Linked DNA regions of Homo sapiens: region 1 is linked to region 2. Evidence: read pairs that join two places in POLR2A ChIA-PET (ENCODE). Cell type or tissue: IMR-90. All regions are shown on one strand. Links, peaks and the distances in the headings refer to the core of each region. The heading gives the core; the rest is flanking DNA. Region 1 has its middle 8.0 kb from the start of BCL2L1. Region 2 overlaps TPX2 (TPX2 microtubule nucleation factor).

Region 1 (12,563 bases), core at 2,104-6,103, 83 kb before region 2:
TTACAGGAGAATCGTTTACAGGCGTGAGCCACCGCGCCCCGCCAATTTCCTTACACCCTGAACCACACAGTGTGTTATCAAATGTTTTATCCTTGCCAATTAGATGGGTAAAAACCGAAGGCACTTTCATATTTCTTTTTTTATTATGAATGAAGTTGAGCAATTTGTCATATTTTTTAGTCTTTCTTTGGAGGGTGGTGGATCTTGTATTGGTGAATTTTCTTCATATTGTTTACCCCTTTTTCAGGTGGTCTTTCTGTTGAACTCTTTCCTCATTTTTTTTTTTTTTTTTGTTATTGTTGTTTGTTCGAGATGGAGTCTTGCTCTGTTGCACAGGCTGGAGTGCAGTGGTGCTATCTTGGCTCACTGTAAACTCTGCCCGCCAGGTTCAAGTGATTGTCCTGCCTCAGCCTCCCTAGTATCTGGGACTACAGGTACACACCACCACGCCCGGCTAATTTTTGTATTTTTAGTAGAGACAGGGTTTCACCATTTTGGCCAGGCTGGTCTCAAACTGCTGACCTCAGGTGATCCGACTGCCTCAGCCTCCCAAAGTGCTGGGATTACAGACATGAGCCACCGTGCCCGGCCTTTTTTTTTTTTTTTTTTTTGAGACAGGGTATGTCACCCAGCCTGCAGTGCAATGGTGTGATCTCAGCTCACAGCAGCCTCGACCTCCCCATCCCAGGTGATCCTCCCACCTCAGCCTCCCCAGTAGTTGTGAATACAGGCTCGCACCTCCACACCCAGCTAATTTTTGTATTTTTTGTAGAGAATGGAGTTTCCCCATGTTGCCCAGGCTGGTCTCAAACTCCTGGGCTCAAGTGATCTGTCTATGTCGGCCTCCCAAAGTCCTGGAATTACAGGCATTAGCCACCACACCTGGCTCTGATTTACATTTTTTTTGCTGTTTTTCGAGATGGAGTCTTGCTCTGTCACCCAAGCTGGAGTGCGGTGGTGCGATCTCGGCTCACTGCAGCCTTCGCCTCCTGGGTTCAAGTGATTCTCCTGCCTCAGCCTCCTGAGTAGCTGGGATTACAGGCACCTGCCACCACGCCCGGCTAATTTTTGTATTTTTAGTAGAGACGGGGTTTCACCAGTTGGTCAGGCTAGTCTCGAACTCCTGACCTCGTGATCCGCCCACCTTGGCCTCCCAAAGTGCTGGGATTACAGGTGTGAGCCAGCGCGCCCGGTCTGATTTACATTTTTGAACCTATGGTGCCACAATTATCTCAATGTGAAAACTATCATTATGGAAGCCTCAGTGTGCTTTGGGAGCCCAGCAGAGGGCAGATAAACTCTGTCCACAGATAGGGGCTTTACTGAACTGGCCCTCAAAAGAATAGAATTTTGCTTGGGTGAGAAAGGATGTAGGAGCATTTTAAGCAGAAGATATTGCTTGAGCGAAGGCCTGGCAGCCCAGCGTGAGAGCCCATGGTGTCCTGGAAATAAATTGGGATGGCTGAGGGGAGTGGTGGAGAGGGGATGGAATATAAATGTGTATCCATGCGAGCAGCACATCAAATAGCACCAGAGGAGCCAGCAAAGATTTTTTTAAACCAGAAAGAACATGAAGAAATTTATATTTTGGAAAGATGGATACATATTTTGGAAAAAGAATTTTGCAAGTCTTGAAAATGGCTCTCAAATGATCTTTGACTGGAATCTAATTTAAAGAAAATAAGTTACATTTAAATCTAAAGAAAATAAGTTTTCTTTTTTATACTTCTCTATGTTGTCTACACATAACTTTGTATTTTTTTTCTTTTTTCTTTTTCTTTTTTTTTTTTTTTTGAGATGGAGTCTTGCTCTGTTGCCCAGGCTGGAGTGCAGTGGCATGATCTTGGCTCACTGCAACCTCTGCCTCCTGGGTTCAAGCGATTCTCTGGCCTCAGCCTCCCTCTTTTTTTTTTTTTTTTTTTTGATACAGAGTCTTGTTCTATCGCCAAGGCCGGAGTGCAGTGGCACAACCTCGGCTTACTGCAACCTGTGCCTCCCGGCTTCAAGTGATTCTCCTGTCTCACCATGTTGGTCAGGCTGGTCTCGAACTCCTGACTTTGTGATCCGCCGGCCTCGGCCTCTCAAAGTGCTGGGATTACAGGCGTGAGCCATTGCGTCCAGCTATTATTTTTAATTATATAACACTATCTAAAAACATGCTAACTTTGGCCGGGCACAGTGGCTCACGTCTGTAGTACCAACACTTTGGGAGGCCAAGGCGGGTGGATCACGAGGTCAGGGGTTCAAGACCAGCCTGGCCAACATGGTGAAAGTCCGTCTCTACTACAAATACAAAAATTAGCTAGGCATGGTGGCAGGTGCCTGTAATCCCAGCTACTCAGGAGGCTGAGGCAGGAGAATCACTTGAACCCAGGAGACAGAGTTTGCAATGAGCTGAGAGCATGCCACCACACTCCAGCCTGGGCAACAGAGTGAGACTCTGCCTCAAAAAAAAAAGAAGAATCCCAGAAACAGACCAGCCATGGTGGCTCACACCTGTAATCCCACCACTTTGGGAGTCCAAGGCGGAAAGATGCTTGAGCCCAGGAGTTCAATACCAGCCTAGGCAATATAGTGAGACCCCCTCTCTACAAAATAAAACAAAAACAAAAACAGAAAAAGAACAATTAGCCAGGCCTGGTGGCATACACCTGTTGTCCCTAGCAACTGAGTAGATTGAGGCAAAAGAATCGCTTAAGCCTGGGAGGTCAAGGCTACAGTGAGCTGTGATCATACCACTGTACTCCAGCCTGGGTGACAGAGTAAGACACCCTCTCAAAAAAAAAAAAAAAGGGAATCTCAGAAACATATTGAATGGAAAAAATGGCAAAAGAATAATGTAGGAAGATTCTACTTATATACAGTTTAGAAATAGGCAATATACAATTTAGAGTTTGTAGCATCTAGCTTCCTCCAAGATGGCACCTAAATATCCCTGCCTCTTCGTATTCATGCCTTTGTGTGTTTCCCTCCCACACTGAACCACAGTTGTTCTGTGTGACTAATGACAAATTACAGCGATGGAATGTTTCTTTCCCTCCCTTCTTCTCTCTCTCTCTCTCTTTCTTTCTTTCTTTTCTTGACAGGGTCTCGCTGTTGCCCAGGCTGTAGTGCAGTGACACAATCACGGCTCACTGCAGCCTTGACCTCCCAGGCCCAAGCAATCCTCCCACCTCAGTCTCCCTAGTAGCTGGGACCACAGGCATGTGCCACCACACCCAGCTAATTTTTGTATTTTTTTGTAGAGACGGTGTTTCGCCATATTGCCCAAGCTGGGGTTATGTCACTTTCAAGACTTTGTTACGAAAGATTGTGGCTTCAGCTGGGCGCGGTGGCTCATACCTGTAATCTCAGCACTTTGGGAGGCCGAGGCGGGTGGATCATGAGGTCAGGAGATTGAGACCATCCTGGCTAACATGGTATAACCCCATCTCTACTAAAAATAAAAAAAACAAAATTAGCTGGGCGTGGTGGTGGGCGCCTGTAGTCCCAGCTACTCAGGAGGCTGAGGCAGGAGAATGGCATGAACTCGGGAGGTGGAGCTTGCAGTAGGCCGAGATCCCACCACTGCACTCCAGCCTGGGTGACAGAGGGAGACTCCATCTCAAAAAAAAACAAAAAACAAAACAAAAACCCCCAAAAGATTGTGGCTTCCGTCTTTGTGTTTGTGGTCTCTCTCTCACTCTGGGGGAAGCCAGCTGCCATGTTGGGAGCAGCCCTATGGAGAGGCCGACAGTCATGTGAGGGTCCTCCTGCCCCAGTCAAGCCTTCAGGTGATGACAACCTTATTAGAGACCCTGAACCAGAACCACTCCATTAAGCTGGATTCCTGATGCTCAGAAATTGTATGAAATAATACATTATTGTGATTTTAAGCTGCTAAGTTTGGGGGTAATTTGCTCTCCAATAGTAGATAACATATATATATATATACCTTATATACCTACGTGGTAAGAGAATAACAAACACAAAAGTCATGATAGGCTGGGTGCAGTGGCTCATGCCTGTAATCCCAGCACTTCTGGAGGCCAAGGCGGGCAGATCACTTGAGGCCAGGAGTTTGAGACCACTCTGGCCAACATGGCAAAACGCCATTTCTACTAAAAATTTGCTGGGTGTGGTGGTGTGCACATGTAGTCCCAGATACTCTGGAGGCTGAAGCGTGAGAATTGCTTGCATCCAGGAGGCAGAGGTTGCAGGGAGCTGAGATCCTGCCACTGCCCTCCAGCTTGGGCAACAGAGAGGGACTCTCTTTCAAAAAAAAAAAAAAAAGTCATGATAGCTATTGGACATTAACACGAGAGGGTATTGGATTAACCTAGGGAACAAGATGAAATTGGAAGCTTCAAAAATAATGATCTCTGTCTGAAACAGAATAGTAGTAAACAATTTAAATAAAAAGGAACAAGGCCGGGTGTGGTGGCTTACACCTGTAATCCCAGCACTTTGGGAGGCCAAGGCAGATTGATCATAAAGTCAGGAGTTCGAGACCAGCCTGGCCAACATAGTGAAACCCCCGTCTCTATTAAAAATACAAAAAATTAGCTGGGCATGGTGGCGGGTGCCTGTAATCTCAGCTACTCCGGAAGCTGAGGCAGGAGAGTCGCTTGAACCTGGGAGGTGGAGGTTGCAGTGAGCCAAGATCGCGCCATTGCACTCCAGCCTGAGCGACAGTGCAAGACTCCGTCTCAAAAAAAAAAGAAACAAAGTAGAAAGAAAAGACAATGAAAATGGTTTTCTTGTTGAATTGTACATATGTACAGAGACTTTTTTTGCCTCATTATTCTTTATACCTTTCATACATTGCATATATGTATTTGTATCTACTCTGTTAATAAAATCAATGTTTAAAAGACAAGAGGAAATATACTAAAATGCTAATAGTAGAGATAGTGCCACTAAAGGCTACGTTATAGTTATTTTTCTTTATTCTTTATTATTTTCAGTATTTTTTCATATATATAACATATAGCTTTAGGGGTACAAGTGGTTTTGGGTTACATAGTAGATGAATTATATAGTTGGTGAAGTCTGGACTTTTAATGTGCCCATCACATAAAGAGTGTACACTGTAATCAATAGGTGATTTTTAATCCCTTACCTTCCGTGTATTTTCCAAATATTAAAATAAGAAAGCATTACTTTTGGCCTGGCATGGTGGCTCATGCCTGTAATCCTAGCACTTTGGAAGGTCGAGGTGGGCAGATCACTTGAGGTCAGGGGTTCAAAACCAGCCTGGCCAATATGGTGAAACCCTGTCTTTACTAAAAATACAAAAAATTAGCTGGGTGTGCTAGCGGGCGCTTGTAATCACAGCTACTCAGGAGGCTGAGGCAGGAGAATCACTTGAACCTGGGAGGCAGAGGTTGCAGTGAGCCAAGATTACACTCTAGCCTGGGTGACAGAAGAGACTTTGTCTCAAAAAAAAAAAAAAAAACTTTACTTTTTAAATGAGAAATTTGAAAAACATATGAACACACACAGACATTATATGAATATATAAAAATGCGTGTGTGGATAGATATAGATATATGAGGTATCTGTATTTGCATTAAAAAGTCTTCGAATCATTCTTTTTTTTTTTTTTTAAATTGAGATAGGGTCTCCCTCTGTTGCCCAGGCTGGAGTATGGTGGCACAATCATAGTTCACTGCAGCCTCAAACTCCCAGGCTCAAATGATCCTCCCACTTCAGCCTCCTGAGTTGCTGGGACTGCAGGTGTGCACCACCACACCCAGCAATTTTTTTTTTTTTAATTTTTATAGAGACGGGGACTCACTATGTTGCGTAGGCTGGTCTCAAACTGCTACCACCAATCTTACATGTGCTTACTGAAAATAACCCCCTGCGGCTGGGCGCGGTGGCTCACGCCTGTAATCTCAGCACTTTGGGAGGCCGAGGCGGGCAGATCACCTGAGGTCAGGAGTTCAAGACCAGCCTGGCCAACATGGTGAAACCCTGTCTCTACTAAAAATACAAAAATTAGCCAGTGTGGTGGTGCATGCTTATAATCCCAGCTACTCAGGAGGCTGAGGCAGGAGAATCGCTTGAACCTGGGAGGCGGAGATTGCAGTGAGCCAAGATTGCGCCACTGTACTCCAGCTTGGTGGACAGAGCGAGACTCTGCCTTTAAGAAAAAAAAAAAGGGGCGGGCGCGGTGACTTATGCCTGTAATCTCAGCACTTTGAGAGGCTGAGGCAGGTGGATCACGAGGTCAGGAGATCGAGACCATCCTGGCTAACACAGTGAAACCCCGTCCCTACTAAAAATACAAAAAATTAGCTGGGCGTGGTGGCGGGTGACTGTAGTCCCAGCTACTCAGGAGGCTGAGGCAGGAGAATGGCATGAACCCGGCAGGCGGAGCTTGCAGTGAGCCAAGATTGCACCACTGCACTCCAGCCTGGGCGACAGAGCGAGACTCCGTCTCAAAAAAAAAAAAAAAGTTGTTTTGGAACAGTCTCTGGAAGAATAGGCAATAGCCTGTCTGGATGTGGTGGTTACTTTTAATCTCCTCTCTGGTGACTAATCTTCCCTGGTTGTTTGATGAGATTTCTAGGAAGAGAGTTTAAGACAATTGCATTTAATACAATTGGAAGAACTTCCCTCAGTCATATAAGGGAAAGAACTTCCGCAACTGCTCCCTCCTGCTCTTTGGAAGGGAATGATGGGGACAGGGAGCAGAAGGTCAGAGGGAGACCTTGTTTCTGAGGCTTATTTCTGAGGCCTTTCAATCTCCTTTGTTCAAAGCACCCAGCATGCCAAAGCACCATATTTTGGAGCATCATTTTCTGAGCCCCAACACTTGGTTGGATGGAAGACTGGAAGAATAAAAAAAAAAAACAAAAAAAAAACAGTGCCACAGTGCTGACTTTTCTGGGGAACCTTTTTTTTGTTTGTTTTCCGAGACAGGGTATGACTCTGTTGCCCAGGCTAGAGTGCAGCAGTGTAATCATAGCTCACTGCAGCCTTGACCTCCCGGGTCCAAGCGATCCTGGGGATCCTTTTGACAGCTGTCATCAATTATTTATACCTGCAACCTTCTCCAGAGGAGTGTCTTTGGGTGATCGAAGTCACCTCGTTTGGAGGTGTCTGGAAGTTAAGTCATCACCCGGAGCCAATGGAGTAGGAAGCCTCCATGAAGCTGGAAGGCAGGTCCAGATTTCTGGCCTAGTGACCACTAGTTAGATGGTGGAGGGACTAAGAGACACAGAGTGGAGGATCAGATTTGTTAGGGGCAGCAGTAGAGGCTGGTTCTTTCTTTCTCGCTCATTATTTATTATTTTTCGAGACAGGGTCTCATTCTCTCACCCAAGCTGGAGTGAGGTGGCATCATCACAGCACACTGCAGCCTCAACCTCCTGGGCTCAAGCAACCCTCTCATCTCAGCATCCAGAGTAGGTAGGACTATAGGCATGTGCCACCACACCCAGTTAATCTCTCACTTTTTCAAAACAGAGTTTGAGAGCTTAAATAACTTTCTACCTCACTGGCTCCTCCTTCTCTCTCCTTTGCAGTTTTACTATTACAAAAAAAAAAAAAAAGTCTGGGTGTGGTGGCTCATGCCTGTAATCCCAGCATTTTGGGAGGCCGAGGCAGGCGGATCACCTGAGGTTGGGAGTTCGAGACCAGCCTGACCAACATGGAGAAACCCCGTCTCTACTAAAAATAGAAAATTAGCCGGGCGTGGTGGTGCATGCCTGTAATCCCAGCTACTCGGGAGGCTGAGGCAGGAGAATCGCTTTAACTCGGGAGGCGGAGGTTGCAGTAGCCGAGATGGCACCACTGCACACCAGCCTGGGCGACAGAGTGAGACTCCATCTCAAAAATAAATAAAATAAAATAATTACATAAATAAAAAAGAGTGTTGCTGTGTATTATTTGGGTGATTTGAATTTATTTATTTTTATCATTATTTTTTGAGATGGAGTTTCACTCTTGTTGCCCAGGCTGGAGTACAATGGCGCAATCTCAGCTCACCTCAACCTCTGCCTCCCGGATTCGAGCAATTCTCCTGCCTCAGCCTCCCGAGTAGCTGGAACTACAGGCGCCCACCACCACCTGGCTAAGTTTTTTATTTTTAGTAGAGATGGGGTTTCGTCATGTTGGCCAGGCTGGTCTCGAACTCCTGACCTCAGGTGATCCACCCACCTCAGCCTCCTAAAGTGCTGGGATTACAAGCGTGAGCCACCGCACCCAGCTAACATTCTTTTTTTTTTTAATTAAAGACTCAAATTATCTATCCTTTCTCTGTATAAATCCAGTTTAACTTCTCCCCTCTGAATTTCCCATTCTTGTTAGTTTGTTATGAATTTTTCCATAACTTTCTCTCTATATATATATCCACATAGGAGAGGCAGTCCAAGGCAATGGTTAGGGGATTGGTCTCTGGAGTAGGCCTTCCTGGGCTCAAATCTTGATTTTGTCACCACAAAAGCTGTATGATCTCAGATAAATTGTCTAATCTTTTTAAGCCTCAATTTCTACAATCTATAAAATGGGTGTGGTAACATTAACTATCTCATAGGGTTATTGTTAGGATATATGAGTTAATATGTGTAAAATACTTCTAATAGTGGTTAGCATGTGGTAAGTACTAATGGTTACTTATACACACCCATGGGAAAAGTGGAACATTATTTTGAGTATTTTAAAAACATAATGATGTCATAATGAATTTATGTCAATCAGCAATTCATTTTTTTGAGACGGAGTTTCACTCTTGTTGCCCAGGCTGGAGTGCAGTGGCGCGATCTCAGCTCACTGCAACCTCCGCCTCCCGGGTTGAAGTGATTCTCCTGCCTCAGCCTCCTGAGTGGTGGGATTACAGGCGCCCACCACCACGCCTGGCTAATTTTGTATTTTTAGTAGACACCGGGTTTCACCATGTTGGCCAGGCTGGTCCCAAACTCTTGACCTCAGGTGATCCACCTGCCTCAGCCTCCCAAGGTGCTGGGATTACATGCATGAGCCACCGCGCCCAGCCATGCAATTCATTTTTTTTAACTCAAAAATATATCTCAAAGATCCTCTCCTGTCAGTCCAGATCCATGGAACTTTTTTAAACTGCTGCTTAGTGTTCCATTCTGTAGGCAGTTGATTGAAATATTCCTCGATTTGTGAAAATTTAGGTGGTTTCCAATTTCTTACAACTACATTGCAATGAACTACTAATTGATTTCCTTATTTCCACTCTTGTTCCCTTCCCTCGATGATAACTGAAATTGTGAACAGAGTGGACCAGATGTGTCTATCCTTCTTTCCAGCCCTGAAATTCTGCTTCAGTGATTCAGACCACATAGTCTCCCATTCACAGAGAACGAGAACTTGAAGCTCAGCCTAACATAAGCAGGTAAAATGATAGGAGAGGAAACTCTTGGACCAGGCTTACCTCCTGTTCATTTGGAAGGAATTGGGAAGCTCTTGCATACATCCTGGCCTCCTGGCATTGCCTCATTCATTCATTTATTCATTCAGTCAGTTACCTTCTGCCTAGTAGTCCCCAGACAACAATAGTTCTGATGCTTCTTCCTTCCTAATATAAGGCAAACTACCTTTACCCCCACCTTGACCCAAGCCTGTCTACTCCATTGTTGGCAGGCACATGCCTGGTTGTTGGGTGATGTGGGTGCTGAAAGTGGGACAGTCACAGCCCAGGCAGACCCCTGCCCTCCCTTTGCCCCACCATCTATCCAGCTCCTGCCTTTCTCCTTGTATTGCCATCCACACTTCAGGGCCTCGCGAGCAAATGGTTTTGCATTTATCACCTGCTAATACACTAGATCATTTACTTATTTATCTCATCTGGCATCTGTCTTCTCCCCTAGAATAACAGTTCCACGAGGACAGGAATTTTGTCTGTCTTTTTACTGTGGTATCCCCACACTTAGTATGGTGACTTGGCACATAGCAGGTGCTCAATAAATGCTGCAGCAACTGGGCATTTGTGTGACTGGATGAGTGTTATCTCTTGGAATGAAACCTAGAAATGGAAGTCCTACATCATAGGGCATACTTATTTGACATTTTAATAGTTGTCAATAGGCTGAGCGCAGTGGCTCACACCTGTAATCTCTGCATTTTGGGAGGCTGAGGCGGGCAGATCACCTGTGGTCAGGAGTTCCAAACCAGCCTGGCCAACATGGTGAAACCCCGTCTCTACTAAAAACTAAAAAATTAGCTGGGCGTCATAGTGGGTGCCTGTAATCCCAGCTACTCAGGAGGCTGATGCAGGAGAATCACTTCCCGGAAGGGGGAGGTTCAGTGAGCCGAGATCACGCCATTGCACTCCAGCCTGGGTGAAAGAGCGAAATTTTGTCTCAAAAAAAAAAAAAATTAAAAAATTAGCCGGGCATGCTGTGAGGTGCTTGTAATCCCAGCTACTCAGGGAGGCTGAGGCACAAGAATTGTTTGAACCCAGGAGTCAGAAGTTGTAGTGAGCTGAGATTGTGCCACTACATGCCAGCCTGAGCGACAGACAGAGACTCTGTCTCAAAAAAAAAAAAAATAGTTGTCAATAGTTGTCCACACCCATCTATACTCCTACCTGCTGAGTTACCTTACAAATTTCTGATACTATCAAACTTTTAATTTTGGTTAATCTGATGGGTGAAAAATGGAACTTTCTTGTTTCAATTTCCTTTATTATAGTGAGGCTGAGCACCTTCATGTGTTTGATGGCCAGTTTTGTTTCTTCTTTTTTTTAGTGGAGGGTTGGGGGACAGGATCTTGCTCTGTCTCCCAGGCTGGAGTGTAGTGGCCTGATTTCAGCTCACTGCAACCTCCACCTTCCAGGTTCAGACGATCTTCCCACCTCAGCCTCTGGAGTAGCTGGGACTACAGGTGAGTACCACCATGCCCAGCTAATTTTTGTTTTTGTTTGTTTGTTTTTTTTGAGACAGAGTCTCACTCTGTCACCCAGGATGGAGTGCAATGGCATGGTCTTGGCTCACTGCAACCTCTGCCTCCTGGGTTCAAGCGATTCTCCTGCCTCAGCCTCCTGAGTAGCTGGGACTACAGGTGCGTACCACCATACCTGGCTAATTTTTGTATTTTTTGTAGAGACGGGGTTTCATTATGTTGGCCAGGCTGGTCTCAAACTCCTGACCTCGTGACCCCCCCTCCTCAGCCTCCCAAAGTGCTGGGATTACAGGCATGAGCCACTGTGCCAGGCCTATTAAGTTTTGTATTTTTTGTAGAGAAGGGGTTTTGCCATGTTGCCCAGGCTGGTCTCGAACTCCTGACCTCAAGTGATCTGCCCCCGCCCCCCACCCCCGGCCTCCTGAAGTGCTGGGATTACAGGCGTGAGCCACTGCGCCTGGCCTACTAAATTCTGATATACATGAGTTCTGGATTTTGTTTTTGTTTTTAAAGACAGGACCCAGCTCTGTCGCCCAGGCTGGAGAATCATGGCTCGCTGCAGCCTTGACCTCCCAAGCTCAAGTGATCCTCATACCTCAGCTTCTTGAGTAGCTGGGACTACAGGTACGCACCACCTCACCTGGCTAATTTTAAAAGTTTTTTGTATCTTGCCATGTTGTCCAGGCTGATTTCAAACTCCTGGCTCAAGCAATCTTCCCGCCTCTGCTTTCCAAAGTGCTAAGATTACAGGCATGAGCCACCATAACTGGCTGAGTGTGTTTCTGGACTCTTAAACTCTTCTACTGATTTCCCCCACTTTTAACTTCTACGACAATACCATACTTAAAAATACCTTTATTTATTTATTTATTTTTGAGATGGAGTTTCACTCTTGTTGCCCAGGCTGGAGTGCAATGGCGCGATCCTGGCTCACCACAACCTCCACCTCCCGGGTTCAAGCGATTCTCCTGCCTCAGACTCCCGAGTAGCTGGGATTACAGGCGCCTGCCACCATGCCCGGTTAATTTTCTATTTTTAGTAGAGACGGGGTTTCTCCATGTTGGTCAGGCTGGTCTGGAACTCCCGACCTGAGGTGATCTGGCCGCCTTGGCCTCCCAAAGTGCTGGGATTACAGGCATGAGTCACTGTGCCCAGCAAAAATACTTTTTTTTTTTTTGAGACGGAGTCTTGCTCAGTCACCCAGGCTGGAGTGCAGTGGCGCGATCTTGGCTCACTGCAAGCTCCGCCTCCCGGGTTCATGCCATTCTTCTGCCTCAGCCTCCCAAGTAGCTGGGACTACAGGCACCCGCCACCATGCCCGGCTAATTTTTTTTGTATTTTTAGTAGAGACAGGGTTTCACCGTGTTAGCCAGGATGGTCTCAGTCTCCTGACCTCGTGATCCACCCGCCTCGGTCTCCCAAAGTGCTGGGATTACAGGCGTGAGCCACCGCGCCAGGCCAAAAATACCTCTTTTTAGACAAGGTGCCATGGCTCATGCCTGTAATCCCAGCACTGTGGGAGGCTGAGGTGGGAAGATCACTTGAGTCTGGGAGGTTGGGGTTGGAGTGAGCCGTGATCCTGCCACTGCACTCCAGCCTGGGTGACAGCAAGACCCTATCTCAAAATAACAAAACAACCACCACAACAACTACCACTCCCCCATCCCTTTGTTTTTGAGGTAGAGTCTTGCTCTGTCGCCCAGGCT
Region 2 (17,427 bases), core at 8,360-12,359:
GTGCAGTGTGCATTTTAAGACCTGGCCTGGAATAAATACGTTTTGTCTTTCCCTCCCTGATTGTGTTATTTGATGTTTTTAAATCTGTTAAGCCCCTTTGGAGGTCACATCTTATTGGGAAATGGGTAGTTTGAGAGGTGGGTCCAGGAACTTTTTTTTTTTGAGATGGAGTCTCGCTCTGTCGCCCAGGCTGGAGTGCAGTGGTGCGATCTCTTCTCACTGTAAGCTCTGCCTCCTGGGTTCACGCCATTCTCCTGCCTCAGCCTCCCGAGTAGCTGGGATTACAGGCGCCCGCCATCATTCCCGGCTAATTATTTTTTTTGTATTTTAAGTAGAGACAGGGTTTCACCGTGTTAGCCAGGATGGTCTCGATCTCCTGACCTTGTGATCCACCCGCCTCGGCCTCCCAAAGTGCTGGGATTACAGGCGTGAGCCACCATGCCCGGCCCAGGACAGTACTTTGTAATTTTTTTCTGTCTTATGTCAGAATATCTCCATATTCTGTTAACTCTCTCTCAGTAACCACTTAATCATGTATGTTATGCCTTCACACAGACTGTACCTTCTTCCCTAAAGACTCAGCTCAAGTTAAATTTTTTTTTTGAGATGGAGTCTCGCTCTGTCACCTAGGCTGGAGAGCAGTGGCACAATCTCTGCTCACTGCAGCCTCCCGCCTCCTGGGTTCAAACGATTCTGCCTCAGCCTCCCAAGTAGCTGGGATTACAGGTGTGTGCCACCATGCCTGGCTAATTTTTCTATTTTTAGTAGAGATGGGGTTTCACCATGTTAGCCAGGCTGATCTCCAACTCCTGACCTCAAGTGATCCACCCACCTTGGCCTCCCAAAGTGCTGGGATTACAGGTGTTAGCCACCGCGCCCGGCCTAAGTTAAATCTTTTTTAGAAATCTTTCCTTGACCTCTGACCTCCTCAGTAAAGATGGTCACTTCCTTCTTTGTGACTCCCAAATGTTTCTCTTTTTTTGAGACGGAGTTTCACTCTGTCGCCCAGGCTGGAGTGCAGTGGCGTGATCTTGGCTCACTGCAAGCTCCGCCACTCAGGTTCACGCCATTCTCCTGCCTCAGCCTCCCGAGTAGCTGGGACTACAGGTGCCCGTGACCACACCCAGCTAATTTTTTGTGTTTTTAGTAGAGATGGGGTTTCACTGTGTTAGCCAGGATGGTCTCGATCTCCTGACTTCGTGATCCGTCCGCCTCGGCCTCCTAAAGTGCTGGGATTACAGGCATGAGCCACCGCGCCTGGCTGTGACTCGTAAATGTTTCTTGTATACATCTCGAGTAGAGCAGTTATACTATATCTGAGTTACTTGAACTTGTTCACAAATTAATAGAGATACAGATATGTAAGTTCCTTGAAGACAAGAATTGCCATAGCCATCTCTTGTTTATTGTGGCTGGCACAGAATTGGCTTAGGTCCATGTTAAACAATATATTTTCTTTTAGAATTCACATCATTTTTGAGTATCAACTCTATCATTCATTGCGTGTGCTAGGAGATACAAAAGCATCTGGATTCTGCCCAGGCTAGTCCTAGGTACCATATATGACCTGAAACTTATTTTATATTCATTTTTTTATTCAGTGAGCATATATGAATCTCTTATGTACAAGTCATTGTAGTCCCAGCATTAATTGACAAAGCAAGATGGTGTTTCTCACAGTATGATTTGCAGATCCTGGTCCTCCTGAACCCCCATAAACTGATGCGTGAAGAGTGGAGAATGAAGGGGTGTCCTGGAACCAATTCTCCACGGATACTGAGGGATGACTGTGTATACCTTAGCACTGTTCTAGTCTCTGGGAATACGTCAATGAACAAAAAAAAAGACCTTGCCTTCATGGAGCTAACATTTTAGTAGGAGAGAGAGACAGTAAGCAAATAATTTAAGCTCTTGTGTAAGGTGACAGACGTGCTGACTGCTATGTGAATAGATGGGTTGGGAGTCGGGGGCATGTGAAATTGTAATTGGGAAGGCGAGGAGGTTCTCGGCTGTTGTGCAGGTGAGAGCTGACAGTGACTTGGGTTAGGGTGGTAGCAGTGGCAGAGAGGAGAAGTGGTTGGGTTCTGAATGTGTTTTAAAGTTGTAACTAACAAGACTTCCTAACAGATTGGATTTGGAGAGTGAAAGAAAGGTGGGCACCTTTCTTTCTTATAGAGGGCACCCAGGTGTCAGCCCCAAACAGAGACAGGGTCCATCCCTTGTACTGTGAGAAATCCAGTTCTACCCTAGTCCTTTTATTTCTTGTGGGTTCACAGCAGCATTCATTTTTTTTCTGATTTCCTCTTGTTTTTTTCCACTTCTGCTTATCTCTTGATCTCTGTGTCTGTTCTTTGTAGATTTTCTCTCTACTGGTATCAGCATTTCTCCTCTATCACTATCATTCATGTATTTCCATCTGGAATCATTTTTTCATATACCTTGTCTGGTTTTGTTCGTTGTTGTTTCAGGCAGGGGAATAAATCCGGCCCTCAGATTGAGGGTTTTGGGAGTGTTACTGAGAATTATGGATGTGAGGGATCCTTCTGCCCCATTTGCTCCATTCTGGATAATCCCCTGTGCAAACTCATGTCAGTGGTAATAAGTGACAGTCTGTTAGAGGCCACAAAGAGGAGTTACATTACTTTAGAGAAAGTAGCTTAACACTGAGATGTCAACATTCAGTGCCTCTTGCTTCCCAAAATTTCTCAGTTTCCCAGGGGCAATCTTTTCCTCCACCACATGGTCTCTTGCCTAGTACTGAGCCCTCTTTTTCTGGACCACCGCACATCACCTTCATTTTTCTAGCACACTCTCCCATTTTTCCCAGAAACTCAAACTTTCTGCTTGCATTTTACAGAAAAATTATTTTATTCATCCCTTCAGGCCATGTGCTAATAGGAGCATCATCTTTCCACACTCAGGTCACTCAGGAATTTTCCTAAATAAAGAACATATCCTGAGATAAGAATTTACTGAATTTTAAGAATTTAGCTGCTACTTTTTGCTCGCCTTTTTTTTTTTTTTTTTTTGGGAGATCTCGCTCTGTCACCCAGGCTGGACTGCAGTGGCACTGTCTTGGCTCACTGCAACCTCTGCCTCCAAGCGATTCTCCTGCCTCAGCCTCCTGAGTAGCTGGGATTACAGGCACATGCCACCACACCAAGCTAATTTTTGTATTTTTAGTAGAGACGGGATTTCGCCATTTTGTCCAGGCTGGTCTCGAGCTCCTGACCTCAAGGGATCTGCCCACCTCAGCCTCCCAAAGTGCTGGGATTACAAGTGTGAGCCACCATGCCTGGCCTTTGCTTGGCTATTTTGCAAAGCTCCTAGCACATACACACATGCAGATTGTCAGAATTCCTGGGAATTCTGGGAAATCTGGGAAGCATGCTGCTTTGTTTTCAGTGCATTTTTAACTTGGCCATGATTTCCTATTGCTGATATTTTTTTTTTTTTGAAACGGGGTTTTGCTGTTGTCACCCAGGCTGGAGTGCAGTGGCGTGTTGTCAGCTCACTGCAACCTCTGCCTTGCAGGTTCAAGCAATTCTGCCTCAGCCTCCCGAGTAGCTGGGATTACAGGCATGCACCTGGCTAATTTTGTATTTTTAGTAGAGAGGGGGTTTCTCCATGTTGGTCAGGCTGGTCTTGAACTCCCGATCTCAGGTGATCTGCCTGACTCGGCCTCCCAAAGTGCTGGGATTACAGGCGTGAGCCACAACGCCCAGCGATATTCTTGTACTAATTAATATATGTATAAGATTACTGCTCACTCTTAGCTTTGGTTGATTGTTTTGTCCTGTGTAATTGCTTGGTTACCATTTTGATTGTTTTATTCCTTACCAGGTCTTTTTTCTAGAGTCTTGTCCCTGGGAAGTGGAGCCAGCATGGTAGACAGAACAAAGTTGCAGTTGCTCCAGCATTTAACAGAGATGAGACCTGGACACGAATAATCGTAACACAAGATGGGATGTGATTCAGTAATGTGAGACAGAGTGCTGTGGGAGTTTAGGGATTGTTTTTGAAAGTGAGGTTGCAGTTTGTAAAGGTTTTTTTTTTTTTTTTTAAAGTAAAATTTGCAAAAGTAGTACTGCCTTTTGGAAACAAGTAAAATGCTACTAACTGTATGAAATAAAACACGAAAGTCTCCTTCCTTCCCCTACTCCCACGTCCCAGTGTAACCCATGGTTCGCAATAGGATTCTTCCAGAATGTTTTCTCTGAGCACACACATAGAGCATTTTTTTTAAAAGAAATAAGATAGTAGTAGCATTATGCATTTTTAAAAATTTTAATTTGTTCTTTAAAAGGTTATACATTCACATAGTTCTGAATTGAAAAGATACAAACGTAGAGTCTTCCTCCTGCCTTTTCTTCCCAACTGCTCAGCTCCCCTCCCCAGAGATAGTGCTGCCAGTTTCTTAAGTTCCCTTGCAGAGACTGTTTCTTCCTATACATACTCCTACCTACCCTCCTTCTCTTATTTTTTTACACAAATAGCATCATACTTTACACTCTGTACCTTGGTTTTTTCATACATGTTGTGCATTTTAAAGATGTAGTTCAGGTGCCACCTCAGGCATGTCCTGGCTTCCTTCCTGACAAGTATGAAGCCTCTTATGACAATCTAGTGACATGGAGGCAGACCTGCATGATGTCCTGGGTTTGTGACCTGAGGTCCCAAGGACTAGAGGGCAAGGTAGCAGCACCTGGTCCTCATCTCCTCCTGGCTTAATTGAGCTTTGGGGGCTTGCGTATTGTCTTGAGTGTTTGGTTGAACCTGTATATCCTGTTGGATCAATCTTGATATTGCTTCCTTTTCATTTCTCTCGATGAAGGCCGTCTTACTGAATCTTGTCTGCTGGGGAAGTTCCTCATTGCTGAGAGCAGCAGTTAAAAAAGCTGTTAGCCACGTGGCTGGGCTCCTATTTCTGCAGAGGCAGGCTGAGTTACAGCTTGGTGGTGTGGATCCAGGTAGGAATTGGTCAACATTCTGAATCCTGAGCTGCCATCTGCCTCGTAGCCTGCTGGGATGCTCAGTTTAGACAACATATAAAGTTTCCTGGATACGGGACAAACCCAGGCCTATGGAAAGAGCAGGAAGGTTAAAGTGTGTGGTACTTTGGGCAATGACGAAGGCGTAACCAGGGAGCTGACATGTTTGCTCCAAAGCCAAGAATTCCAGGACAATTTGTTATCCAGCTGAAGCCAGTGTAGTTGCTACAAAAAAGCCTGGGGACAAAAGCATGCTTTTTACTTGTTTCCCTGTCTTCTTGCACACCTACTCTATTTTCTAAAGCTGTAGTAAAGGTTGCTGACATTGGAAATGTTTGATGATTTTTGCTATTCTCCTCGTAAATGAATAAGAGTCTGGGCTCAGGCCAAACCATGGCTCTATGTGCTGAAAGTATCAGCTTCCTGAAACAGCTTCACAAATGCTGACATTTCACTCAGACCAGGAGGGTCAGGGGAAAGGCCTAAGCAAGTACTAGGTTTTATCATGAAAGAATGATTTCAACAGACTAAACCTGGTCTGATGGCATCAAATGCCCTTCCCCCACCTTTTTTTTTTTTTTTTTTTAAAGCATTATTGGTCAGAGAGGAAATAGAAACTTGGGCTGTCAGATCTGAAGAGACCCACATAGCATGGGACTGGTGTCCCAGAACATTGCAGGTGTGTGAATGCATGAAGAGTTGCATCCAAGTGCTATTGCCCAGCTTGTTTGGGCACTGATGGTCTCAGGTCTTCTTTCAGGAGCAAGGGTGGGAGACATTTCCAGTGGGTCAAGATACTAGTCAGTGGTCATAACTTGTAATGTGAAAAGCAGTCTGGGGCAGCCTTATTTAAGCTTGCTTAGTGGTGAAGAGAGAGGAGAAGGCTGTAGCCTTGCACTGACGCACCTCTATCACCATACTCAGGGACACTCTGTGACACAGATGAGTGGGGTTTTTTTTTTTCTTTTGTAAAACTTTGGTTTTATACATAGTAGAGCTTTTCTCTCTCTCTCTCTCTATATATATATATATGTGTGTGTGTGTGTGTGTGTGTATGTATATATATATATGTATATGTATATATATAGTATTCTTTTCTTTTTCTTTCTTTTTTGAGACGGAGTTTCCCTCTGTTGCCCAGGCTGGAGTGCAGTGGCATGATCTCAGCTCACTGCAACCTCCGCCTTCCGGGTTCAAACAATTCTCCTGCCTCAGCCTCCTGAGTAGCTGAGATTACAGGCACGCACCACCACGCCTGGCTAATTTTTGTGTTTTTAGTGCAGATGAGGTTTTACCATGTTGGTCAGGCTGGTCTTGAACTCCTGACATCGTGATCCACCCGCCTCGGCCTCCCAAAGTGCTGGGATTACAGGCGTGAGCCACAGCACCCAGCTGGTATTATTTTTCATTTAGCATAATAGTAACTCATTTTTCCTGTATTATTGCATACTTTGTAAATACCAATTTTAACAGCAGGATGCTATTCCATTGTTCTGAGTTTGCTTCTCCACATTGAAAGTGCTTATTTTACAAAGGATTTTTCTTAGCTCTATTTGCAGGACAGAATTGTCTGCATTTGCTTCCCCCTAACACATCATGTTTGTCTCTAAACTTTATTATTATTATTGTTTACTAGTCATCTTTTATTTGGAGGTTTATTTTCATTTGGATAAAAAGATTCAGCAATGATCACATTCCTCATGGAGGGATTCTGGGCCAAGGAGGTTATGGTCAAGAGTGCGGAGTGTGCTCTCCACACTGGCCCCTCTTCGGTGGTTCTTATGTTTGAGCTCCTTATAAGAAAGGCAGTGGCCAAAAGGCACGTAAGCTGCCAGCACCATGGAAACCCTGGTGACACTCCCTTTTTTCATGTTGTCATGCTTGTTGTATTTAATAGTATCTGTGGTAACCTCTTTGAAACGCTTCAACAATGCCTTTGGTGGTAAAATCAGTATCCAGCTTGGCAGCTCTACTAATATGACATCCATGAATGAGTTTCTTCTTCATTGGTATGACTGATGCCATTGTGGAGTCCTGGTGTCTGCTGTCTCTAAACTTTAAATGGTGGTTCTCAAACCACTTACCAGTCTATGTTTGTAATTAAAATATAAGCTTGAAAGTGAATAGAAGCCCTTCCCAAAAGCATAGTTAATGACATTATCCTGGCTTGCACATTTGCTGAATGGAAAGCTCTTTTTGGCTGATATGATGTCAACATTACTAACACCCATGTCCAGAGACAACGTTCATTGGCATTTAACAAAGCCTTTCTGGAGATAATTCTAGTTATGTTCTTTAAAGTCTTGGGATGCCACATTTTCAAGTAGATTTGTTGTCTCTACTTTAGATCAGATTTGAAAGGAGAAAGCTCTTAGTCTTTCTTAACTCTACCAGGAGGTTGGGTGCGGTGGCTCACGCCTGTAATCCCAGCACTTTGGGAGGCCGAGGCAGGTGGATCACAAAGTCAGGAGTTTGAGACCAGCCTGACCAACATTGTGAAACCCTGTCTATACTAAAAATACAAAAATTAGCCAAGCGTGGTGACAGGCGCCTGTAATCCCAGCTACTCAGGAGGCTGCGGCAGGAGAATCGCTTGAACCTGGGAGGCGGAGGTTGCAGTGAGCCAAGATCATGCCACTGCACTCCAGCCTGGGCGACAGAGCAAGACTCCATCTAGAAAAACAAAACAAAGCAAAACAAAACAAAACAAAGACTCTACCTGGGGCTGTGATGTGTCTTTTGGGAAGAAGGGTGGGATTATAATCTCACTCCGGTTAGAGAAATGATGGGTAACCTTTAACAAGTTATTCCTCTTTTGGGGGCTTCAATTTCCACATCCGTCAAATAAGATTGAGCTGGAACAATTAATAAGGCTCCTTTCAGCTTAAATATTTTTAGATTTTTTTCTAGGCAGTTTTTTAAGCCAAACCAGCCCTACTTTTATATTTATATGTCTTCTATAGCCAGTTGTTCAATCCCTGCAAGAGAGCAAGCTCTCCTGTCCCTGGGTTTCCATGTGGACTTCAACGAAGTATGTTGGAGACCAGTGTTCTATCTTGTTGAGGACTTTCCAAGGGTTGTTCTGGAAACGGAAATCTAGCCCAGATCACTCCAGGGGACTAATCCCTGAATAATTCTGTCCCCTTGACACGCACACATATTTTCTGATGTTTTTCTTGACCTTGGAACTGGTTAAAGACTGCATAGAATGTTCAGTGAATTCTTGCAGACTGCCACAAAGAAGTCCTTCCCATCCAAGATATGATTTCCCCCCCAAGATTGAGATTATTTTGGAAGTAATCCTTCTATTGTTGGAGGCAGTTTAAGGATGTCACCATAAAATGGACTTTACCTTGTTCTTTTTCTGTTTCTCTCCGTTGCGATTCAGTTTTTACGTGTTCATGGACAAGGAGACCTGGGTTATTTTTGGATAACTGGCACAGGGTTCAAGAGAAATACAGAATTATTTCATGGAATAAACCCTAGATTGGGAACTGGGAGAGCTGCTCTCGCTTTGTGACTTTGAACATGTTGTTTATATTCTCTGGGTCTCAGTCTCCTCATAGAAGTTAGAATGATCTTGCTAGAAAGGACCCTTCCTCTAGCACAGTGGAGGGGAATTTCTCTCCCGCCTTACCATGCCCCAAAGGCACTGTGGGCAGCAATGGTGACTGTTACCCACCCAGCTAGCCAGTGTGACTCAGAGTGGCCGTGCTTGAGTCACATATTCAGTGTTGTCAGTGGCTGTGTCACCAAGGATTGCCAGAGGCCTTTGCTATTTTCCCACAGCTAACAACCTGACAGGATAGGGTCAGCAGCTTCTAGTTAACAGCTGGCCAAAAGAAGCAGGGAGACATCTCTGCAGGGGAGGAGGTTCATGGGAGTTTGTTCAAGCAAGAGAGGCTTTTTCTCTCTTGGTAGTTTGTTACTGCAGCAATAGAAAACGAATGGGGGAAGCAACACAGAGCACACAGTCACTCAGGAGCTGGGAGGGGTTGCCAGTGCGCCTCCCCTTCATGAAACCACTTCACTTTTTTTTTTTTTTGAGATAGAGTCTCGCTCTGTCGCCCAGGCTGGAGTGCAGTGGTGTCATCTCGGCTCACTGCACCCTCCATCTCTTGGGTTCAAGCAATTCTCCTGCCTCAGCTTCCCGGGTAGCTGGGATTACAGGTGCCTGCCACCAGGCCCGGCTAATTTTTTTTGTATTTTTAGTAGAGACAGGGTTTCACCATGTCGGCCAGGTTGGTCTCAAGCTCCCAAAGTGCTGGGATTACAGGCGTGAGCCACCGCGCCAGGCCAGAGCTTCACTTTTTGTGCATCTCTCTCTCCTTGGAACATTTGCTGTACTGATGACTGGGTCTCAGTGTTCTGTGTTTCCCCACATACACCACAACGCTACTCTTGTGAGCTACTCAGAGGCCTAAGCATCTTGGCCTGTGGGACTTTTATTCTCTAAGACAGTGGTCCTCAGAGTGTGGTCTGTGGCCCAGCAGCAACAGCATCATCAGGGACTAGAAATGCAAATTCTTTATTCCCACACTAGACCTACTGAGTCAGGCACGCTGAGGGTGGGGCCCAGCAACGTATATTTTAACAAGCACTCCAGGGGACAGTGATGCGTGCCTAAGTGTGAGGACCACTGTGCCAGGAGAGGGACCTGCAAATCCTGACAGACAACAGGTCTCCTAATGCAGGTACCCATGGGCCAAGGAGCCAGCAGCCACTCTCCTGTGACCTTAGTGCCCAGCCAGTCAAGAGCCTGTCTCAGGGTGAGAACATCTTCCTCCCTTCCACAGCCCCTTGAGGGGTCACCTTTGTACAGTCTGACTGAGTTAGACACGGGAGAGCTGCTGAGCTTGTTGAGTGGATGTTTTATCTCCTTAGCCAAGACTCCATTCCCAGAATGAAGACGGAGGGAAGAATGCTTTTCCATATGTTCTTCCAACAAGTCATATGACAGATGAGGAAACCGAGGCTCAGAGTTTAAGTTACTCATCCAAAGTCATGCTGCTAATAAATGGCAGAGTCAGAATTTGGACCCACGTCCATCTGCCCTCCAGTGTCCTTTCTACCGCAGCAACTTGCATCCCTTGACCAGAGCCAGCTCCAGGAGGATAGGGCCTGGCTTTTTCTGGATTTGAGCTGGAGCCCTCACTGAACTCTTGACCTTGCTGTGGGAACCTCCAGCTAAGCTTCTCAGACACTGGGAGGCAGGTCCTCTCCTTGCTTTCACCCTGTCAGCACAGCGGGCATCTCGGACCATGCTGGATCCCGTCAGGGATGTGGCAGCTGCCAGTCAGTTAAGTCACAAGCCTCAGCAGGCCTGAATGATAGCCAAGGTGGTCACCGTGCCAAGTGGATTGCAGCCAGGAGGTGCCTTGCCTAGCCCACCCCTCATCCTTTATTTGGAGGCCCCTCACCATCTCAGGCAGGGTCTTCTTCCCCCAGCAGCTGCTCAGAGCTTGCCATGCACCCCCTGGTTCTTATGGTAGCCCAGTTTAGCAAACGGACCTGAAGTTTTATAAATAGCGCAATGGCAGGCTGGGAAGCTGTCCTGTGTAAGAGGACAGAACATGCATTCTCTGCTCCTCGAGCCATTTCCTGGGATCGGGTGATGGGAGTGACTTCTAGTGCAGATAAAGTCGAATTACTCTTATCTTCTAGGTCTATACTCCACACTTGGTCTTGCTTCTACTGTTTGGTATGTCTGTGGTTTCCCCCTACTGCTTCTGCCTTTATGTGATGGTGCTTCCAAGTCTGCTCCCGGGACGTTTCCTGTTCTTGGAACAGCTGCACCAGCCTGGGGTACCCTCCTGCTACTTGATCCTATAGGGAGGTGTCCAGTGGCTGTGGGCAATTTTCAGATGACCTTGTTCGTCTGACGTCATTAGATCGCTATTTTTGGCTTTGCTGTTTATGCTGCAGAAGTTGGGCTGGAATGGGAGAGGAGGAATGAAGGAGGGGCTGCTCTTGGTTTCCCATTGTTCCAGGGTCCTACCAAGTAGGTGCATTTATTCTTCCACATTTACAGAGCACCTACTGAATGTCAGGCCCTAGGGCAACCAAACTGATTCTTCACTCACTTATGAATTTATTTTTCAATGGGCATTGCTTTGTGGTACGGAGTAGTAATTAAATGTGAGGGCTCTGGAGCAAGAGAGTTTGGATTTAAATTCCAGCCCGCCATTTACTACCTCTGAAACTCCTCTGTGCCTCAGTTTCCTTTTGGAAATGGGAGTGATTATAGTATCTACCTCATAAGGTTGCTCTGAAGATTAAAAGAGTTAATATCTCTGTCTGACACATTGTAAATACACAATGAACGTTAGTGGCTATTACTACTAACCACAACAGCACCACGTATTGTACTAGGTACTTGGGATATGAAATTGAATGTGATGTAGTCTGCATCTGTTTTGCACTGGCATCTGGACTCCAAGGGTCTCAGATATTGGGATGGGGTACCCAGTCAACACCGTCAGAAAGAATACCTGCTGTGTGTACTATTTTTCCTACCTTATGTTGGAGGGCATTCAAGGGAAACAGAAATTGAAGTTTCTGGCTGGGCGCAGTGGCTCACGCCTATAATCCTAGCACTTTGGGATTATAGGGAGGCCAAGGTGGGTGGATTGCTTGAGGTCAGGAGTTTGAGAGCAGCCTGGCCAAAATGGTGAAACCCTGTTTCTACTAAAAATGCAAAAAATTAGCTGAGCATGGTAGTGTACAACTGTAATCCCAGCTACTCAGGAGGCTGAGGCAGAAGAATCACTTGAACCCAGGAGGTGGAGGTTGCAGTGAGCAGAGATTGCACGACTGTACTCCAGCCTGGGTAAAAGAGCAAGACTCCGGCTCAAAAAAAAAAAAAAAAAAAGAAACATACAAAAAAGAAAATGAAGTTCCTGTCCTAGGAAAGCCTTAGATCAGTGGCTCTTCACCCTGCCACACATCAGAATCTTTTGGAGAGATTTTTAAAAATACCAACATTCTGGGCCCCACTCCAAATGTTCTTAATTGGTCTGAGCTGAGGAGGGGCTCAGACTTCAAGAGTTGTAGAAACTCTCCAGGTGTTTTCAGTGTGCATCAGGGTTGAGAAGTGTGGCCCTGGGTTATAGGGATATGAATCCTGGAAGCTCTCCACTGACTGCACCAGGGTGACTGTCAGGACAGTGCCTCAAATCTGTTCCCTCTTCCAAGGCTCTCAGGATGCTTTCTAGAGAGCTGGCTCTCTGACTTGGTGGTTCTTGAACTTGGATGTGCATGAAAAATCACCTGAAATGCTGGTTTATAGACATTTCTGGGGCCTCATTCCAAGGAAGCTCCATTTTATTTTTTATTTTATTTTTATTTTTGAGACTTAGTCTTGCTCTATTGCCCAGGCTGGAGTGCAGTGGCATAAGCTTGGCTCACTGCAACCTCTGCTTCCTGGGTTCAAGTGATTTTCATGCCTCAGCCTCCCGAGTAGCTGGGATTACAGGTGCTCACCACCATGCCCGGCTAATTTTTATATTTTTAGTAGAGATGGTGTTTCATCATGTTGGCCAGGCTGGGCTTGAACTCCTGATCTCAAGTGATCCGCCTGCCTTGTCCTCCGAAAGTGCTGAGATTACAGGCATGAGCCACTTCGCCCAGCCAGGAGGCTTCATTTTAAACCAACTCTGGGGCTTAGTTACTGAGAAAGCCTTGCAGTAGCTGAATTGCGAGTTCTCTGAGGCCCTGAGCCAAGAAGTCCTTTCATGGTGTTTTATAGCTCTTACCATTTTCTCTCTGAAGAAATCTGTGTCCACGTTGATATATTTGGAATTACTTATTGATCTGATTAAGAGTTACAAGTCATTTCCAAAAAAGTTGGAAAATCTAGATGAATAAAGAATAAAAATAATCTCTATTTCTACGCCTGTAAATATGTCCATTTATATCCCTCCAGCCATCTTCTTTGTAAATATTTTGAACAAAAAGGATCCCGCTCTATGGCTGATTTTTATTTAATTTATTTATTGAGACAGGGGCCCACCCTGTCACCCAGGCCATAGTGCAGTGACACAATCATGGCTCACTGCAGCCTCAACCTCCTGGTGTCAAGCAATCCTTCTACCTCAGCCTCCTGAGTAGCTTGGGACCACAGGTGTGCACTGCCACGCCTGGCGAATTTTTAAATTTTTTTGCAGAGATGGGGTCTCACCATGTTGCGCAGGCTGGTCGTGAACTCCTGGGCTCAAGTGATCCTCCAGCCTCGGCCTCTTAACATGCTAGGATTACAGGCATGGTTGATTTTTATAGTCTTTTTTCACCTAAAATGTAATATGCAGTGATTCTATAGCTCTCCCCCAATTTCATCTCTGTGTCCTGAAAGTGACCAGTTTAGTCCTTGTCACAGTAGAGCCCCCAGTAATTAATCTTAGCAATAAAATTCTATAACTGTGGGATGGAACAGTGTGTCAATTGCGTTTTCGGAGAAACCTATGTCCAATTTGCACACAGAACGCCCACAGACCTCTGCTTACTAGCTTGGCTGGAAGGACAGGGTCTGCTGTAAGGACAGCAACCTTACCTAGGGCTTTTCCAGAGGCCTGAGAGGTCCTGCCAAGGCCCTGGGCTCAGGGGTCCAAGGTGGGAGAGGGCGAGAGAAAACAACGTGCTAATGCAGCCTTGAGTGGCTCTCAAACAGGAGCAGAGGGAAGGCTGTGAGGGGAGTTGGCTGCTCTCTTTGGAGTCAGAAAGGTTGTTGCTCAACTCTTTGGATTTTCCATCACAGCTGGGCAGGGAGAGGGTCAGACTGGGCATGACTTCTCCGAACAGGTCCTTTTAAAGCCTCTTGGCTGAACTGATTTCCTCTCCAGAGCCAAGGAAGCAGTGCCTGGGTGAAGTTAACCCCTTCACCCCCAACACATTCTTCCAGAGCTAGGTGAGCCTGGAAGCCTAGGCTCCTGGAAGGCAGAGCTACACAGGGCAAGAGGCCTAAGGAGCCGTGAACTCTGGCTGGAGAAACCTTCCCTCTGGCCTTGTTAAATCCAACAGGCATAATTGCATCCTGCTGACCTTAATTCCCCTGGCGGGTTTAATTGGTCTTGGCATTGCCCCACTTCCTGTCCTGCCCCTGTAGAGGCAAAGAGGGTGTCTGCACAGCTGGTGCAGGGCGGGGAAGCCCCTTCTTGAGGGTGGGCAGGGGCTCTGGCAGCCCCTAGGTGGGTGGAGGAAGTTTCCCCGTGCCCCACCCCTGTGCCTCCAAGGGAGTGCTGAGAAGCTTGGGGACTCCCAGGGAGCAGCTGGCTGGAGCAGGCAGTCCCGTAGATTCGGAACCAGGCCAGACTCTCATCCCAGTGGGAGGCACTGCAGGGGAGCTGGCGGGAACAGATGAACCCTCTACCTGGGGTGTCCACGACATTATCAGGCCCCCACAGTGCTGTAGGTACTGTGCCATTGGGCACTCTTTACATGTGTGCTGGCTAAATGCTCGCAGCCATGCTGTGAGAGGGAGGCAATGGGGCAGAGCAGTTATGAGCAGAGCCTTGGGTTAGATGGGTCCAATCCCAACTCTATGACTTTGCCCTGTGACTCAGTTTTCCTGTCACATCTGTGAAATGGGGATTAAAGAGCTGACATTTATACAGCACTCGCTATGCTCACACTCACTGTTGTAATGCTTTATCTACCTCCTGGGAGGCAGATGCTCTCCTTACGGATGAGGAAACAGGTGAAGACATTGTTCCAAGCTCACAGTTACTGGTCGCAGCGCTTCATTGACAGATCTCCTAATCACTGCATGGTAGGGAGTTGTAAGACTCGAAGGAAGGATACTCATGAAGCTGCTTACCCCAGGGCCTGGTCCATTTTAGAAAGAGTTCAATAAGAGTAATTATTTGGGAATAATAATTATAACAAAAGTAGCACTAATGCCCCTGAAGTTGTCCCAGGCTGGATTTTGGTCTCATTGGGAGGTGGCTCTGGATTTGAATGTGGGTAGTTTGAAGCCATTCACTAGCTGAGTGACTGTGGGGACAAGCCACTTCCCTCTGTGAGCATCAGTTTCCACACCTTTAAAATGGTGTAACATTGGCCCCTACAGTCCCTTCTGAGGATCCAGGGAGCTGGATCTTTGGCATAGTCTGGCCTGGCCGTTGGTGGGCACTCAATAAATGACTGGTATTGATAACCACAATAATAACAAGGAGATGCCAGCAAGGTCCAGCATAGGGAGGTAACAAACTCCAGTCTGGAGCCTTCTGGTTAATCAGTTATTTACTCATCAGACACTGATGGGCAAGTCCACTCTGTGCTGGGGATGTGTTTAGCCCCTGGCCTTCAGGGGGCTCCCAGACAGTGTCAACCAATGGTGGGATCAGCTGGGGCACTGTGGGGAGGCCAGAAGCAGGGGACCCAACATTCCAAATTAAACTAAAACATGCTCTGGGCCAGATAGAGGGCCAGGAGGTCCTAATGATCCGCATTAGGACAGGAAACATTTCAACCTTTTGAATGCTGCAAGATCCACAAAGGGGTTACTCAGCAGGGAGAAGGGGGCAAGGCACAGGCTGGGACATTTTAGGAAGGGAAGAGGGCTTTGGAGTTTGAAGAACGACATTCCAAGCTCAACTCCCTTCCTTGCTGAGTGACTTTGGGCAAGCTACTGATTCCTTTAACTCTCCTCGTCCTCATGCAGAAAATGAGATGAGCGCTCCCCACAGAGTTATCATCAAGATGATGCTTAAAGGCAAGATGGCTAAAACGAATGACAGGTGCTCAGCAAGTGGAAGCTCCCTTTCTGCAGGGGACCTGGGTTCAGAGCTCAGTTCAGCCCCTTCCAAGCTGTGACTTTGAGTAAATTACATAACCTCTCCATGCCTTGGTTTCCCCATCTCTCTAGTACCTACCGCACTGGGTTCTTCTGAAGACCATTTGGGTGGATCAACATGAGAGCATGCAGAGCGAGGCCAGGCACGTGGTCAGTACCGTATAGGCATCAGCTGTTACTTTTGCTTCCTGGAAGAGGCAGACTGTTAACTGGACCTTAAAGAAGAGAAATGGAGGAGAGGAGGACCGGGCCTGGAGAGGAGGGCCAGGCAGAGCAAAAGTAGTCAAGACTGGGGAAAGAGCTCCAACTATGGTTTTTACCAGCTTATACCAAAAACCCTTGACATTTGCTCACAAAACAAAACATCCCACTCATTTTGAATAGTAGCCTGTTCACATAGTTCATGGTTCAAACAGAAAAGTCAAAGTATATACAGTGATGTCTCCTTCCCACCCTTGGGGCCCAGTTCCTTGCTTATCCTACCAAATAAATTCTTATGTGCATAAAGTGAAATATATATTATTCATATATTATTCTCCCTTTTTTTTTTGCACAAATGGATAGCACACTCTACATGCTACTTTGCATCTTGCTTTTTTTATTCCCCCCACTTTGGTGGTCACTTTTTGTCAGTTCATTAACAGCTTCCTCAATCTTTTTTTACAGGTTCCTATTTCCCCACTGCTTAGAGGGGCTGCATTCTCCCTCCTTTCTCTCATCAAGCGTTTTTCCAATGGCTTCCCATTTGACAGAGGAGCCGAGGCCATGGAGTGAAGTGACTGGTTTGCTGCAGTCAGGACCTGAACCTGGATAACCACTCTACAGCTACTTCATTTTATCTTACTTTTTAAAATATAAAGACGGGGTCTTGTTATGTTGCCCAGGCCAGTCTCCAACTCCTGGCCTCGAGTGATCCTCCTGCCTCAGCTTCCCAAAGTGTTGGGATTACAGGTGTGAACCACTGCTTCTGGCCTCTACAGCTACTTCTAATGCACCCAGGTCTGGCCAGTTCTCAAGAGCCCCCTCTGAGAAAGGCTCTGGGTGATGGAAGGCTCCTTGGATCATAGCTGTCCTCATCCTATCTCGAACACCTCAGGCTAGAGTGCCCCTCGGGCCACCCCTGTAGTGGAGCATCCTTGAAAAGACTCTCTGCCAGCCCCCTTCTTCCATGTGGGTCATGGGTGAGAACTGGATGAGCTTGGGGGAGGGGCACAGAGCACTCTCCATCTCCCATGGCTACTCAGGGCAGCCTCCGTGTCCCCAGGAGCCCAAGAAAAGGACAGTTTCAAAAGAAAAAGCTTCCAGGCCTATGGACATGTTGAGAAAGTGCCCCCGAGACAATTTCTTACCCAAAGGTGACGCAAGCAGGTCCAGATGTCGAGGCACAGAGCTAGGCACTAGGGTCAGGGAGATTATCCCTGGGACTTTGTGGCTCTAGCCAGGTTCTGGGGAGCCCCAGGAGATGTGGCACACAGGTGGGCAGACCAGGGCTCAGCCTGGGCATACTCTTGCCCTTCAGGCCTGCCTGAGTACTCCCCTTCTTCCAGGCCCCCTCTGATCCTGTCCAAGTCAGGGATACTGAGCAAGGCCTGGGGAAAGGGCTGCTCCCCCAGCGTCCCAGATACCCCTCCCTTTTCTCGCTTGTTC

The links. Peaks named below come from ENCODE experiments on the same cell type or tissue, not always from the same donor. Only the 100,000 strongest peaks of a DNase experiment are listed, where the experiment ranks them.
Region 1: POLR2A ChIA-PET joins it to region 2 with 6 read pairs; 6 of 35 experiments call an interaction of 5 or more read pairs at or near these places.

Annotation. Positions count from the first base shown.
Region 1 is chr20:31,724,556-31,737,118 of GRCh38, forward strand. No RefSeq gene overlaps it. Among named protein-coding and RNA genes, the nearest start is that of BCL2L1, 8.0 kb to the left of the region's middle. RefSeq lists a silencer at 3,986-4,162. In IMR-90, for the core only: no CTCF peak of the experiment used is centred there; no DNase peak of the experiment used is centred there.
Region 2 is chr20:31,801,746-31,819,172 of GRCh38, forward strand. It overlaps TPX2 (TPX2 microtubule nucleation factor), which reads left to right. Exons shown (of 18, transcript NM_012112.5): 18 at 1-55. It also overlaps the pseudogene ATP5MFP7. Among named protein-coding and RNA genes, the nearest start is that of MYLK2, 8.9 kb to the right of the region's middle. RefSeq lists an enhancer at 13,939-14,741. In IMR-90, for the core only: no CTCF peak of the experiment used is centred there; DNase peaks (open chromatin) are centred at 8,756 and 10,816; H3K27ac peaks cover 377 bases.